Linked DNA regions of Mus musculus: region 2 is linked to region 1. A link is a loop called in an ENCODE intact Hi-C map of the cell type or tissue named here. Cell type or tissue: left cerebral cortex. All regions are shown on one strand. Links, peaks and the distances in the headings refer to the core of each region. The heading gives the core; the rest is flanking DNA.

Evidence for each region. Hi-C counts contacts between places; a loop is a spot of excess contacts. Peaks named below come from ENCODE experiments on the same cell type or tissue, not always from the same donor. Only the 100,000 strongest peaks of a DNase experiment are listed, where the experiment ranks them.
Region 2: a loop joins it to region 1, with 5 times the contacts of the local background. A loop is called at or near these places in 3 of 42 quality-filtered maps.

What each region holds. Positions count from the first base shown.
Region 1 is chrX:103,933,214-103,941,548 of GRCm38, forward strand. No RefSeq gene overlaps it. Among named protein-coding and RNA genes, the nearest start is that of Rlim, 44 kb to the right of the region's middle. In left cerebral cortex, for the core only: a CTCF peak has its summit at 4,327 (motif pointing left); a DNase peak (open chromatin) is centred at 4,316.
Region 2 is chrX:103,690,822-103,699,156 of GRCm38, forward strand. It overlaps Slc16a2 (solute carrier family 16 (monocarboxylic acid transporters), member 2), which reads right to left. Exons shown (of 6, transcript NM_009197.2): 6 at 6,593-8,335. It overlaps Gm53059 (predicted gene, 53059), which reads left to right and starts at 3,731. Exons shown (of 3, transcript NR_168947.2): 1 at 3,731-3,838; 2 at 4,967-5,154. In left cerebral cortex, for the core only: a CTCF peak has its summit at 5,085; DNase peaks (open chromatin) are centred at 2,186, 2,838, 3,177, 4,228 and 4 more places; H3K4me3 peaks cover 1,125 bases; H3K27ac peaks cover 1,742 bases.

The sequences.
Region 1 (8,335 bases), core at 230-8,229:
GACCAACCAATGGGTTGTGACCCATTTCAGGGGTCAAAGAACTGGTTCACAGGGGTTGTCTAAGACCATCCCGCATATCAGATATTTATATTATGACTCAAAACACTAGCAAAATTAGTTATTAAGTACCAACAAAATGATTTTATGGTTGGGGGTGGGTCACCACAACATGAGGAAGTATGTTAAAACTTTACAGCATTAGGAAGTTTGCCCAAAAGGCTTGGGTACCCAGAAAGAAAACTGACAACAGATGGTAACAAAGTGAAGAAGAACAGACAAACAAACACACATATAGTGAAGTTGGGATCCATCAGGGTTCTCTAACTGCTAACATTACCCTCACAATTTACAACTTGGTACAGCACAAGAGGAAATGGTTAGCTAGTCACTACAGGAGGGCTCTGTAGATGAGTAGTCTGTGACTGTGTCAAAATACACATTTGTTCAAGACTATTCACTCAAGGCTTCCTCTGATCCATTCAACATCCTACTACATAGATACTTGCTCAGCCATGTTCATTTCTGTGTTAGTTACAATGGCTAGGAAATGGAAACAACCTAAAAGTCCTTCAACTGATAAATGGACAACAAAATTATGGTACATATACACTATGGAATACTATTTCTGCTGTAAAGAACAATGAAGTCATAAAATTTTAGGCAAATGGGTAAAACTAGAAAAGATCATATTGAGTGATGTAATCCAAACTTTGAGAGACAAAACCACTCACATTGGAGTTTGTAACTCACAGTCATCATATGTGAGTATATAGCCTACAGTAATTGTCAAAGCCAGGAAAGTAAAACGGGACCATGGGGGTTTGGGGGGGGGGAGGAATGAGGAGGAGAATATCAGAGTGAAGTCATTGAAATCATATATTTACCTAAATTACATATTGTAGAGAGAATCTCTTGTGTACTATGTGAATGAAAGCATTACCCATCAGTAAAAAGCTGATAACCTATTGGCAAAAGGCAGTAAATAAGAGAAGGGAGTTCTAGTGGAGAGGCTGGAACACTGGGAGGAGTCACATAAGGGGAGTTTTTGCCCTTGATTCAGAGGAGAAAGAGAGATGAAACTGAGAAGAGGTAATTAACCAAGTGGCAGACATAGTCTAGAATAAACATGTATAAGTTCGAGCTACTTAAGGAATGAGCCAAAGCTTATGGCCTAGGCATTTATTCATACATAAGTAGCCCTCAAATTATTATTCAGGAACTAGGGTGAAAAGCCCTTAGTTACAACACATAATATGTAAAATATGTATGTGTTTACATACGTAGTTTAAATGAAAATATAACCACCATGGTTAGCAATGCTCCTTCTAAAAGCCATAGACTAACAAAAAATAAGTGCCAGGCCTGAGAAACCTTTTTGAGTTGTGGTCAAGGAAGTCAAAGAGACTCCCAAAATAATGTAGGCTTTCATCTCTGGCTCCTTAAATAACTGGAATCTTAAATTAGCCACAAGGGAGAAAAATACAACTGTGAAACTCTTTCTTTATTATAAAAAAAAAAGATAAAAACCCAGGAGCTGATATGCAGAGTAGAGGATACTCCATTTGTCAGCGATTTGTTGCCCTTGGTTTCCTCACAGAGGCTGAAGATAAGTCCCTTTTGCTGAAGACATGTTTTGCAGAGGCAAGACTCAGAAGATTTGAGCTGTATCTGACAAGTTTTCGTGGTCCCAAAAGATTTTATGAGAGCTGCCAAGGTGACACAATCAAGGTTCCTACACAGCTGTGGTGCCACCAAACCACAATGATCAGCATGGCAAAGCATTCCTAAGGATGTAATAGTGGCACTCATATCTTGACATCCACCAGAAGTTGTATAATTGTATAAAGACCTACTCAACAGGAAGAAAATCGTACCTGGTAGTGGAAACCTAACCACTGCCCGGGGCTAGTGTGGTCATGGATCTTAGAAGAGAGCTTACTGCCACTTGTCTGGATGAACTCAATTCTTCCTAACCATATTCTAAATACTTAGCTTTATACCCACAGAAAAGTGCAGTTCTCACTCCTCATCAATGAAGCCTCTCTTTGGAGCAGACAAAGACCAATGTAGAAAACCACAACTGGTAAAAATACAACAACAACAACAACAACACAAAACTGATAATGGAGTGCCAAATGAAAACATCTGCAACACAACTCCTGAAACTAAGTGGTAGGTCCAAAGGAAACTCCATTTCCCCAAACTCCAAACCACAGCCCAAATACCCAGAAATGGGTTCAATCTAGACTATAGGAGGATTTCTGGTGGTTATATAGAAGCCAACATTCCTCACAACTCATGAAACTGATTCTTATTTGCTAAAAGGAGTAATTTCCCTTACCTTTGGCAGAAGGGACAAATGGTACCTATCACCATATCAAGGCTCATGCTGGCCTCCAGGCTCCTGCAGCATCACAAGTACCTGCTACATATTTCAGAGTCTAGCCCTTCTCATCTCCTGCATACCCTAAACTCCTTCCAGCTCATAGGCTTCTCTCCTGCCAGATACTCATTCTCCTTATATCCCAGCTATTCTTGCTATTTTTATCTTTCTTCTCTGCTCCTGCTTTTCTCACTATGTTGTCTCCATTATCCACCCCCTGCTATTCTCCCCTCTCTCGTGGATAACCATGTCCATGTCCAGTTTGCTGGCCCTGTTCAGTCTACTTTATCTCTCTGCTCTAGACTCCTCCAGATGTCCCCTGGCTGTACTCTTCCTCATATCTACAATAAAAACATTCCCTCAACCATACCTTGGAGTGGCCATCTCCTCAACTTATACATCTGAGAGCTACAATAATAACCTTTTTGGCAAGCTATGCCCACTGAAGAAATACTAACAAGAATGCTATAGAGGTATCCAACTACTTTCTGAGTAAATTTAATACCTGCTACATGAGAGAGATCCCATACCTAACTGTTGATGAGGCTAAGAACATGTATTTATATAGGTCAAGAGTCCTAAGGGGAGCTGGAGAGATGGCTCAGTGGTTAAGAGCACTGACTCTTCTTCCTGAGTTCCTGAGTTCAATTTCCAGCAACCACATGGTAGTTCACAACCATCTGCAATGAGATCTGTGCCCTCTTCCGGTGTGTCTGAAGACAGCTACAGTCTACTCATATACATAAAATAAATAAAATGTTTAAAATGTTTTTAAAAGTTTTAAAAATTAAAAAATGAGTCCTAAGGGGAAACTTACTAGTATTATTCTGGTAAGTGAGCATAGCATGAAAATGGCTTCTAATGGATCAGAGGATCTCTCATCTCCCATCAATAAGCCTCTTCTTGTAGCAGATAGCAATAAACACAGAAACCCACAACCGGTCGACATGCAGAGAATAAAAGACTTACAAGTGCTCATTAAATAGGATTTCTACATTACACCTATCCCCTTGAGGCTCAGGGATCATTGAAGAGGAAGGATGCAAAGATGGTAAGAACCAAATGTGGTAGATGACTTTGGGGGGGGGCTGGACAGAACAAAGCAGATATATGTATTAACCCACAGAGATTGTGATAGTATACAGAAGTTCAAGCCAGAAAAATATCCTAGCTTAGAGATGGAGGGGGGAGTTGGCCTGAAGTCTTACTCGTAGATGAAAAACTATTGGTATTTGATAACTGCTGGGGAGAGAATCTGCTTTATTTAATGCTGGGACTTCCAGTAGTTCAACTATACTTCATGGCAGCCTCTACACCCAACAGTAGTTGGCCAAAATGAACATGACTCCAGGGTTTTTAGGAGAGAGAACATGAAGGTGAATAGGTAGGGAACATAAAGGGAGGTAGGGGTGGATCTAGGAGGAGTCTGTCTTAGGAGTATATTACCTACTTCTTTAAATTGTACTTCATGCCAGGAAAAATGATGTACGTCTTTAATCCCAGCACTCTCTGGATATATAGGCAAGGATCTCTGAGTTTGAGGCTAGCTTGGTCTACAGAATGAGTTCCAGGACAGGAAGAGCTACACAGAGGAACTCTGTTTTGAAAATATAAGGAATTTAAATTAAATGTTGAATCCTAAAATGAATCCCTCTTAAAGGTTTTATACAACTAGTGACACTGTCTGAAATGTACTTGTTAATATTAAATGCAATACTGTATAGTTTCTATTCTATAGTATAGAAAATCTAAATTATCTGAAAATCATTTCAAAAACTGCAGTTATAAATTTAAGAAGACACTGATTCTATAAAAGATATATATATAATTGCACAAAAAATTCTTTTGCTCTAGTTATTCTCAATAAATAATAGAGGAATAGGCAAAAAGAGACTACCCAGCTCTTTTGGTTTCTTAGCTAGGCAAGCCTGCCCCCTAGAGGTACAGTAAATAAAAGCCAGAGTAAGAATTTCCTGCTAGTGAGAAGCTTGTTTAATTTTTTATTGTGATAATAGATTCCTTGATCTGAGAATGTCCTCAGTGCTGACAGGAAAAGATCACCCGAATCATATTACACTAAAAGAACAAATAACCGTGCTGTTGTGCACACGAATCACATGAACCAACTTCCTTAGGAAAGCAAAGAACCCTGGGAAGAGAAATCAAAAGCCTAGGGCACTAGGTCTTAATCCAGCAGCCCTGCAGCCATCCTCTGGACGCTTCCACCTGGACATAGAAAAGGATAGCTAAGGGAGGGGCAGTGCTTTTTCCATAGTGTCATTCGGCGGCGTTTGTGTCAGATATGTCTTCTAACCCCAATTTGCTATTCAGCAGTTCCTGAAGTTGGAGCACTCTAGTCCCATTCATGTTTAAGGCACTCCAAACACCTCGTTTCAGAATAAACTCTGTTTTTAAACTTTTTTAAAAGAGTTATTTATTTATTTTATGTATATGAGTACACTGTAGCTGTACAGGTGGTTGTGAACCTTCATGTGGTTGTTAGCAATTGAATTTTAGGACCTCCGCTCACTCAGTTCCTGCTCCCTCCGGCCCAAAGATTATTTATTATTATACATAAGTACACTGTAGCTGTCTTCAGACACACCAGAAGAGGGCGTCAGATCTCATTACAGATGGTTGTGAGCCACCATGTGGTTGCTGGGATTTGACCCCAGGACCTTTGGAAGAGCAGTCAGTGCTCTTACCTACTGAGCCATCTCACCAGCCCCAGAATAAACTCTTACCTCTTCTCCCTGACCTGTGAAACCTCACAAACTGCCACCCCCCCTTTAGATTTTATTGATTTTCCTCTTCAGTCCACTCCCCTTTCTTCCTTCCAATTAGAGAGTCAAGCTCATTCCCAGAGGCATAGATGTCTTGTCTCCTTGGATTCGGTTAGATATCAACTTATGTCAGTTCAAAAAAGGACCCATTTCAGTCACAATAATATCACATTTTATTTTCCTTACCTCACTGTCTGAGTTTGTACTTACAATTGTATTATCTCACTTGCTGCAGTAGAAATGCCTTATATTGAAGGCAAAGGCCTCTGTTTGGTTGTTTTGTTTGTTTTGTTTTTCACCATATTACTCTCTGCACCAGTGACAGTTCTGGGAACTTACATTCCAAATATTTGTTTGTTTTTGAGACAAAGTCTCATGAAGTTGATTATATAACCAAAGATGACCTTGAACCCTTCTTGATCCTCTTGACTCCAGTGTTTCAAATGCCGAGATTATAGGTGCATACCACCATGCTTAGATCTCAAATGTTTTTTTCAAGATCAATAATTTCAGGGAGACATGTTGCTTAACCTTTAATTTTATTTTACTGATAGAGTACAAATATTCAATTGCCTCCATATTATTATGAGTGTTTTTTAAATGGCTGCGAAAAGACCCAATAGCTAACACACAAGTATGTGATACATTTCAGGACATGGCTCATTTACCAACCAAGCCCCATCTCTCTGGCTCCCTTTCTCAATCAAGGCCACTCAGGAAGTTCTCCTTCAATAGTAGTAAGATGACTCTGTCTTGAGGTGGTGAATGGAAAGAGTATCTGCTTTACATCATAGAATGTTCTCTATAGAACTCTTGTGGGTAGATATTCAAGTCATCTCCAAAGGCGTCAGCTGGGAATCCCATCACTCAGGTTTCCAGGATCAAAACTTACATGTTTCTGTTGATTTATTAAGAGGGAGTCTTTACTATGTAGCCTTAGACTGCCCTAAATTTGCAATCCTCCTCCTTCAACTTCCAAGTGCTAGAATTACAATGGTATGCTGCCATAAAACATGATCCCATGATCTGGGTCTAAAACTGGCATTATTTTATCGGGCATTAGAGCCTAAACTAGGCAAATGGATAATGTATGCTAGACAATTACTTTTTAATTTTAATTTTAATTTTATTTCATATATGTGAGTACACTGTCACTGTCTTCAGACACACCAAAAGAGGGCATCAGATCCCATTACAGATGGTTGTGAGACACCATGTGGTTGCTGGGAATTGAACTCAGGACCTCTGGAAGAGCAAAAAGCCAGTGCTCTTAACCACTGAGCCATCTCTACAGCCCAACGTTTTTAAAATTAATTATTCCATTCATTTACATATCAAATGATATTCCCCTTCCCAGTTACCCTTCCACAACCCCCCCCCATCCCACATCCATCCTCCACCCTCCCCTTTGCCTCCATGAAGGTGCTCACCCATCCACCCACACTCTATTGCCCCACCGCTCCAGCATCTCCCTACGTTGGGGCATCAAACCTCCACAGGACCAAGGGCCTCCCTCCTGTTTCTGTTAGATAAGGCCATCCTCTGCTATGTATGTATCTGGAGTCATGAATCCCTCCATGTATACTCCTTGGCTGGTGTAGATAATTACTTTTAAAGCACTGAAAAATCAAAGATACCATTAGCACGAACTGAAAATAACATGAGGGGAAGATGGAGGAAGACAACCAAGGTTTCTGCAGCTTATTTTCTCAGTCTTTCAAAAGGCAGAGAATGGCCTCAATCAGTGCCCATGTGTGCACAAGAGCTGGTAAATAGTCTGACTATAGCCCCACCATTCTCACACTCACAGGCCTAACTGCAGACCCATGACCTACAAACTGGCTCTGCCTGATGGTCCCTTTTCCCTACTCCCGTTTCTCTCCCTTCTCTCTACCCTACTGCAACTTCCGCACCCACAGGCCTTTACAGTCCCAAAGGCTTACACAGCAGCTGCGCCTGCTGTAGATCCAATCAAGCAACCTACGCACTAGTTTTATCTGGTCTAACCCCTGTCATGAACTCCTGCACTGGTCGAATCTAAGGCATCATGGGTATAATCTCACATCAGGCACGTAACCAAAGAAAGAAATCTATATGGCCAGGTCACATTGCAAACACACAAAAAAATATGAATGTACAAGACAGAATGTCTTGAACCATTTCGCCTAGTCCTATAGAAAAGTTCTTTAGTAAAAAATAACAAGATGAACTCCAGGACACAGAATTTAAAAGAAGAATCATAAATTTTTTTCCAGAGAATAAAAAAAAATTAAAGCACAGTAAGAGAACGTACAGAATATGTAGGACGCCATGACTATCAACCTAAACTACTGTACCAAACAAAAGTACCTGCCATAATGGAAAAAAGAAAAACTTTCCGTGATCTAAAGAGGCTAAAATAATTCATATGTAGAAGACCAAACCTAAGCAAAATACAGGAAGCAACAGATTGAACAAAAGAGAGAAAAAAGTATAGCCAAGAGCCTGTAGAAATGTGACGTGCAAGACAGTGCAGAGGTCCTCCACCATTTGCCATTGCTGACGTCAATTCAGGTTTAACTAGGATTTTATCTCCTAAAGAACCCCATGGAAAATTCCCAAACTCTCTTCTAGAAACCAAAGGTCAAGATATCTTAGCTACGTATCTCAACCTGTTTGTGCAGAAACCCCTCCAGCTAAACGATTACCTTAGCTTCTGTTAAATTGCTTGCTTCTGGGAAGCCCACTGCAGCTGCCGTGGGAGAGATATCCTGACTTGATTTTTGCCTTAAGAGTCATGTGCTCTGGACACTCAGGGCCACACCTGGCTCTCCAGATACTTGGGTGTGACCCCAGCCATCTGGAATAGTGTCAGTTGGTTATAAACTGGGTTGAACTGACCATCTTTGGTGGGGTCTGCACAACAGAAAAAAGACAAACGAAGTTGTAATTACTGAAACACAAACTATGACTAACAAACAGGAAAAAAACCCACCTCCAATATCACAATGGCTACAATTGAAACATACCTCTCAAGAATGATTTTAAATTTGGGGGAAGCTTTTAAATTTTAAAATTATAATCAAGGCTTTTATTAATTTTTACATACAAAAATACACAAAACAGAACATTCAGAATCTTGATTTGTTATGCTGGCTTTGAGGAAAGTCAAGAGATTTAACAGGGCATA
Region 2 (8,335 bases), core at 118-8,117, 240 kb before region 1:
GTATAGCCCTGGCTGTCCTGGAATACACTCTGTAGACCAGGCTGGCTTCAAACTCAGAAATTCACCTGTCTTTGACTCCCAAGTGCTGGGATTAAAGGCATGTGCCACCACCGCCCAGCTGAAGTTCTCTTTTAGGGACATTTCTCGTACACCTACTCAGAGTCTAAGAGTGGGCTACTTTATATTTTTCTCCCATATTTCTGGTCTCATAAATCTGTGAACAAGTGAGAGAAATGATAGAAGCCTAGAGAATACAAATCAACCCTATGTGCTCTGGTTAGGGAGTAGAAAGGTTTCATGGATGGGTAGAGGTTGTGATAATCTCTGTGTAGATGGGCCCCCAACTATAAACTCACAAAAATTCCCTATGGAGTTGGGTTACCCTTCTGGGTGCATCTGAGTTTGTATGGGAAATATAAATTCTAGCATTAAGGAAGATGTGGGAGGATAGGAGACTTAAGGAATGCATGCTACCAGGTGGAAAATATATAATAGTAATTCTTTTGAAAATAAGCTTCTTAAAGCAGGTGTGAAGGCACAAGCTTTGATCTTAGTACTGGGGAGATAGAGGTGGGCAGATCTCTGAGTTTGAGGACAGCCTGGTCTACAAAGCAAGTTCCAGAATGGCCAGGGCTACACAGAGAAACCTTGTTCTTGAAAATAGAAAAGAGAGGTCTAGAGAGAGGGTTCAGTGGTTAAGAGCACCAACTGCTCTTTCAGAGGTCCTGAGTTCAATTCCTGGCAACCACATGGTGGCTCACAACCATCTGTAATGGGATCTGATGCTCTTGTCTGCTGTGTCTGAAGACAGCTACAGTGTACTCATATAAATAAAATAAGAAAATAATTCTTTTTTCAAAAAAGAAAATAGAAAATAGAAAACAAAATAGAGTAGAGAAAAAGAAAATGAGCTATACTAGCCAGTGATGTATTGCTTTAAAGAGACACTATGACTCATAAGACAACTCATAAAGAAAAACATTTAATTGGGGGCTTGCTTATAGTTTCAGAGACTTAGCCCATTATGATCATGGCAGGGAGCAAGTTGGCATACAGGTAGGCACTGGAGCAGTAGCTGAGACTTACAACCTGATCTGTAAGAGGAAAAAGAGAATCATGTGCTTTTGAAATCTCAACACCCATCCAACAGCGACACACTTCCTCCAACAAGGCCACACCTCCTAATCTATCTAATCCTTCTCAAATAGTGCCACTTCCTGATGACGAAGCATTCACATATATGAGCCTATAGGGAACATTTTTATTCAAGATGATACCACATGAGCTTCTTTGCTTTGCTCCAATAACAAGCCTAGACAAAAGGCCTTATGGTGATCCTTGAGCCAAGGAAGGTCCTGGAAATTAGTTTGCAGTGATGATGATCTGAGGAATGAGAATTGAGGCAGCAAAGCACAAGAAGCTGTTTTTGGAGTGTTAATCTTCAGTTTGAAAAGAGCCTGGAAGACAGAGTGGTGGTTGGAATAAGAATGGCCTCTATAGACTCATACATTTGGATGCTTGGTCATTAGGGAGTTACATTACTTGAGAAGGTTTAGGAGGTGTGGCCTAGTTGGAGTAGGCGTGGCCTTATTGGGGTGGGTTTCTGGGTTTCAAAACCTTGAGCCAATCCCAGTGTCTCTCTTCCTTTTGCCTGTGGATCTGGATGTAGAACTCTCAGCTACTTCTTCAGCACCATGTCTGCTTTTGGATGCTGAATTCTCTCAGTTTTGTTTTTCTAGAGAACCCTGAGTAATATAACCAATGTACAGAAAGTATGTATCACAGCTTCCTTCTTCCATATGTTTATAGCCAGAGGCTGTATCCTTACCTCCCACCTAGACATGTAACTGTTGTGAACACGAGTAAAACCATTTTGTGTGACTTAGACTAATAATGCACTTCCTGTAACATAGAAAGTTGTCACCAGGGAGCTTAGAGAGGGGCTAATCTCTCCCATTTAAGGCAAGTTCTGATGGTTACAAGGCAGCTCAGATACAACCAAGTTCAAAATAGGCACTGATTGTGCTAATGAACTAACCTCAGGGTGCCATTAATATGTTAGTGTATCAGCCCTAAGCTGTGAGCCCCAATACAGCAAAGCTGTTGCTCAATGAAATACGATAAAAATTGGATCTTTGGATCTGGCCTTTAGGACAGCACCGCTTTTCTTCAGTGCTTCTCTAGCCTCTGCATTGATACCCATCAGCAAGAGGACTTTGAGACTGAATTCTGGTGTGGCCCTGGCTTCAGTGACTTTTGAACTTTTTGCACCATGTTGAGCTCACACACGCCTGCTGCTGGCTGACACTTGCAAGGAATCTTCTGGACCGCCACCAGTGCCATCTCTCTGGGCCTGTCACAGCTGAAGGACGTAACTGCAGTCATGAATTGAGCCTGCAGTGCTTCTGAAGACTCCCCAGTGGAACACTGCAGCAGCATTTTCTGACCCACTAACTGGTCCCTGCCTGGTGAGATGTCTGTCTGTCTAACATTTCTATTAGCATGGTATTGTAAGGAATGTTTATGCGAATAAAATGAGCATATTTGAAAGACACATCCTCCGTAGATAGCCTGACTGCAGAGCTCCCCTCAGCCCACTGCCTGTACTCACTGTACTAATCTTCTCCTTGTGCTGAACATAGTTAACTGGCTGAATTTCCCAGTAGTTCATGGGTGTCTCCTCCCCATTAGAGTGAGCAAAGCCCACCCCATTCCAGCTTTTCTGTATGTGTATCTGTTATGTCTTCAGCGTCTGTCAGTGTTTCATTCGTGAGTTGCCTATGAGGTAGTCAATACCAAGCCATACAAGACACAGAATCTAGCTTAGCTCTTATTACTCTCCATGCTTCCATAGTTTTGCCAGGGTACTGAACTGGTCCAGAGCCTTCTCAGGGGCATTGAGAAGGCAGGGCCGAAGCAGGTGCTGACTCAAGAAGCAGGACGTAGGCTTTCTGGGAAGTCAGGGGATTTGCTTATGTTCTGTGAGATAGGGTGCAAGAACTTAGGAGAGGATGTCCAGGACCTGACTGACATTCACTACCCATTCTGGGCCTCAGCTTTTCCACCTGTAAATTGGGCCTAAGAGCTGCTGTCTCCCAGGATAGGTGGAGGATCCAGTGTGATGTGGGAGGACTGTGTGAACTGTGAATGCCTGTCTACGGGTGAAGGAGCTTTAGTTCCCATGAAAGGGAACCTCTGTCCACACAGGGAGGAGGGATCCATGTTTGGTTACTAAGGAAAAAGGGAGCACTTGCCTGAGCACTAACAAAGCAGCCGACATCTGGCTGAACAGTCTGGGAGGCAGCACTGACTTTGCCCAAGACAGAAGCAAGCTGAAAAGTTGGACTTTCCGGAGAGCCCACACCTGGTAAGTGTGGGGCAGTTGGGGGTGTCTGAGGAGTCACTTCTGCTAGGCTGAAGGGAGCAGGTCAGTGGTGATTTAGTGGAGGAATGTGTAGTGAGGAGAAGAGGGAAAAGGGCCTATCTTCAGGGCAACATGTGACTCCCCACTTGCCAAGGCTCAGTACTACCTTTGGAAGAGGGGTCCCCAGCCAGGCAAGTTCTGTTTACTCTCAGGGACTTCAGAGCAGCTGGCTGTTGCTCACTTTCTGAGGGAATTTAGGAAGGATCTGTCCTGAGTTGTGGAAATGCTCCAACTATCCAACTATCGGGACAGGAAAGGGCCCACCACGCCCCCACCCAGACCGAGGCGCCCCACGCCCTCTGGGACAGTTGAGGCTGCAGTGGAGTGACTGAAGGCTAGGTCTTCCAGTCTTAGCAGAAGCAGGCCGCCGGGCAGACCTGGATGGAGAGGGCATGGGGCCTGCCTGAATTGCAGGTAAGGTGAGGAATGCATGGAGGACGATGGCTGTCCCTGGCAGGAGACTTGGAACTTTCAGCCGAGACTCATATTCAGGCCCTTTGCTTGCAGTGTCCATTTAGCACCCTGCGTGGTGACCGGAGCAGACGCGTTGGAAGGGGTTCTCCGAAGACCCATCCAGGATCACAACGAGGGCTGGAGATACAGGGTGTGGGGCACCGTGGTCACCGCAAATATTAGTGGAGATGGCAGGGGCGGTGGTGGGCAGGGTGGAGGAGGCGGATCACCTTGGAGGAGCGGAGCTGGGACCTGTGGCAGCTGCTGTGTGCCCACAGGGCTGAGGTGTGGGGCTGCTCCTGGACTCTCTTCCCCCAGGAGGAGCTGGAGAGTAGATGCCCCTCCCTGGTACGACTCAAGGCTTGTCATCTCTCCAGGACTGGGGAGAGGACCCAGGTCTGCCGAGCAGCCGGAGTCAATGTCCCGCCTCCCGTTTTGCCCGAGACTAGGACGCAGCCCTAGCCGCGTCCCCTGCGCTGCCTGCACAACTAGATGGTCCCAGGGTGCAGGGCTCAGGGGCGATGTCACAGAGCAACGTGCAGCCCTGGCTCTGTGCTACTGGCCACTGAGGGAACGCACGGGGTGGGTGTGGTGGGGAAGGAGAGCAGGGCGAGGGTCGCCCCGCGGGTCAGTTGGGCAGTCGGGAGGCTGCGGCCCTCGAGCGCACGCGACAGGTGGTGCGGATGGGCAGCGGGGAGGGAGCCTGGCGGTGAGCATCCGGCTCGGCTCCGCCCCTCCCCCGCTTTACTGTGGCTCCAACACTTGTCAGAGGAGAGCAATGGGCTAATTTTATCCGACTGGGACTCAGCAGGAAACCGACGCTGAGGCGCGGGTAGTTCTTCCGGGCGATTGGCCCCGGAGGTCTGAAGCAGGGAGTGGAGAGGGAGGGCGTGGGGCGCCTCGGTCTGGGTGGGGGCGTGGTGGGCCCTTTCCTGTCCCGGAGAGGACTAAATTTTGGCGCCAGTATTGGTATGTAACAGGCCACACCGACTCTGAGAAGGAAAGATGTCCTCCTTTGCAAAGATGATAGAACAAATTCCTTCTGTGTCTTAATCATTGTGTCTCATTCTATTCCTTTCATGCCTTAAGTTCTCTGGCTCTGCAGCGTGCCAGACACACAGCAGGTCTCTAGGAAACACTGCAACACTGCTGACACTGATATGACCAGAAAATCCAGCCATGAAGCCGTGTGTCTGGTGACCGCTAGAGAGAGCTGAAAGGCAAGCATCTAAAGCCATTTTGAAGCACAACTTCCTCACCCCTTAGAAGGGAAGAAGGTATTCAACCCTTCTCCGCCCCCCCCCCCCGTCCGCCCCCCTCCCCCCGTTCTTTTTTTTTTTTTTTCTCCTGAGCTCTTTACTACTGCTGTTTTAGCTTATCAGAATTTCACAACTTGCTTTAAGCTTCTTGTTTTGAGCAGCGCCCACTCTCTTCTGGTACCAGCTGTCAGACACTGGAAATTGTAATCCCTGTCAGCTGGCCTGCTCTGTTTCTGTGGAGAAGTCGTAGGGAGCTGCTCGTTGCCTTTTCAGACATGAAAAGGCCCCGGGGGAAGAGCATATGCTCATAAAAAAATTATGGGATTCTACAGCTTTGAAATCTAATGATTCTTAGTGATCAAACACAGACTGAGCCCTGGGGGCGGGAGGAGGGGCGGGGCGGGGGTCTGGAGGAGGCACAGAACGGGCAGAGGATCTTGGGTGAGAGAGCTTGGGGTCTGGCATTGAGACAGAGTAATTAGCCTTAGTGGGAGGAGGCGAGGAGGCCAGCAACCCAAGGGTGTCTGCACTGAGCAAGGAGAAACAAGAATAGTCAAGAGCTGGGTGGTAAAGCATCCTTTCTCAAAGGAAACCAGTTCTTTGTCTTTGTTCCTTCTCTGTCTAGTCCAGGGACAGAGGGAGCTGCATTTTATTTGTACCTTTTGGGTGGTTGGGAGTGGAAGAACACTTGGTGGAGTCAGGTTTCTAAGGCCAAGGCGTCAGAAAGGTCTAGAGTGGCCGGGAGGGAGGGTACCAGGGTTCCGAGCTGCTTAGGAGGGAGGATAATGGTGGAGAAGGAGTGTGCTGAAAGTGAAAATTTGCTCAACTTTTAGTTTTCCCGCTGATACTCCTTTGGAAATGAACACGCTACATAGTGAATGAAGTGGACAAGTCCTTAGCTTTCCTTGTCACTGATGAACTGTGGATCTGTAAGAGCCCCTTCCTAAGCCTCATGGAGATTCCCCATTTCAGATCGAGATAAAAAGTGACTTTAGGGTCGCTCTTGGCTTCGACAGTCTTGTCTCTCTCATGTATCCCCTTTTGTTCCAGACTGTGCCTGTGGGGTTGTGTAACTGAGCTATTCTAACATCATTAAGTAGCCCAGCAATAAAATAAAGGAGGACAGATGGCGGTCCATTGTATTTGTGAATTTGCAGTGTGTCACCTTTCTCTTGAGGTGGTAGCCTAGCCTTGACAGGGCCTCCATTCTAACTCAGCCAGTAAGATGTTCTCATCTTGTGAAGTAACCACTTTTCCCATTAAAGGGGACCATACAAAATTTCCATCTGAAACAGTTTTCCCTCAGTTTCTCTCTTCCACCGTCAGCTTCCCCAGAGCACAGAGAACCAGGCAGAAATACTGTTTGGAATGAAACTTCACCTGGGAAGCTAAATTTCCTGCTGTTGATCAGGTTAAAACTATTACGCCCTTGTAGACAATGTACACACTCAAACCAGACATTTAGATCTGTTTATTTTGTTCCAAACCCCTTGAGGATTTAAATGTCCCAGGTCTCAAGCTCTGAAATTTTGTTCGTTCTCTTAGTTTTTAACTGTGGTACCTAAGAGGCTGCTTCCTACTCTAAATATTAATACTGTGCTGCTTTGGCCAAACAACATTCTCTCGGAAAGCACACAAGCCCACACGTGCACACACGCATTTGTGAAAAATAAAAAAGTAAATTGACACCCTGCCAATGTTAGGTGACACCTGAATGGGCAGATCTGGGACCTGTGAATGTCTTTCCATCATCTGGAGAGAAGTGAGTGGCAGCCTGACTCTTTAGAGCTGTCCAGCCATGAGCAACAAAGGAGGCCCTGCACACTTATTCTGCCCCCTACCCCCTAAGTGGCCTGGAGGGGGTGGGGTAAGGAGAAATGGAAGTGGAAGCATTGTTGCTTCAGTATTTTCAATGGCCTCTCCTGGGAGTCGCAGGGCTCCTGGGGCCCAGCTTCTCCTGTTCCATAGATGCTTGAGTTGACAGGACAGTGACTCCACCCCTTCCTGTCCTCAGAGCCAAGAACCAATGGGTTTTCCTTTGGGGAGTTGATAAGAGCTGGATTGGGACCAGCAGAGGGGGGCTCAGGACTTTGGCCTTGAATGAAACATCAGAGGCCAACTATGCCCCAGCTGCCTGTTAGTAACGGAAAAACTCATGTGTGGGGACCATTGTATTCTTTGGAGCCCCTCAGAGCAACCTCATCTTCCTGGCCTTGGGATGACCCTAGCTTGGGGTGGCAAGTTATTGTTGGGTCCAAGTAACAGCCAGGATGCCTGGCAAAAAGATGATAAAAGGTTGGTACAGGAACACAATAAACAAAGACAGAGAGAGAGAAACAGGGAGGAGAGAGGCTGAGTCCCTAATGAGGTGAGCCGTACAACTGGACGAGGCTGGCAGTGCCCTTTGCCTCTGGCCAGGGGCACTTGGAATGTGCTTCAGTAAGACTGTTGCCCAGAGCCTGGATGTAGGAAAATATCTGGCACCAACTTCAAAGGGATGATGGTGGTCCAGAGCCTACTTTTTCTGGCACCTATAATGCCCACTCAGCAGAGTGGTCCAGGATGCCTAGAATGGGGGACAGACTGGGTGGGTGGTAAAGGCTAGGGTGGCTTCCCCTTCTGAAAAGAAATTATCCAACCCCTACGTGCAGTTGTTGCCTATGTCATTTGGAGATCCAGGTACAGAATGAGGTTTTTTTTTTTTTTTTCCTTAAAGCAGTTCATTTCTTGGCCTGGCCCAGGTGGAAATATTGACCTCTTATGAAAAATGAGAGACGGAGGAGTTGGTCCTTCCCCAAACCGTTAACCGTAGCATCTCCTCTAATGCCAGTGCACTGACATCTTTCCTCCTGTGTTTCATGAGATGAGAAGAGTTTCTTCACATTTGACAGGTGGGAAGGATGGGAAACTGGGAAGGCCTCTTGGTTAATCTGTCAAAATCAGTGACTGGTACATGGAACTCTGTAGTGTTGAAGATTCCCATCCCTATGCGATAGCCTGCTCTTCCAGTCCATATCAGTTTGAGCCCAGAAAGTGAGATGTAGCTCAACCTGAGATGAGCAGTATTAATGCTAATATTAGGGATGGTCTGGGTCAGAATGAAGTGGATTGGCCCAAGCTCTGGGTCTTTCCTTTCTCCAAGCACCTATGTGTCATGACACTAATAAAAAGGAATAGAGGGGAAGAAATCGGAGAAGAG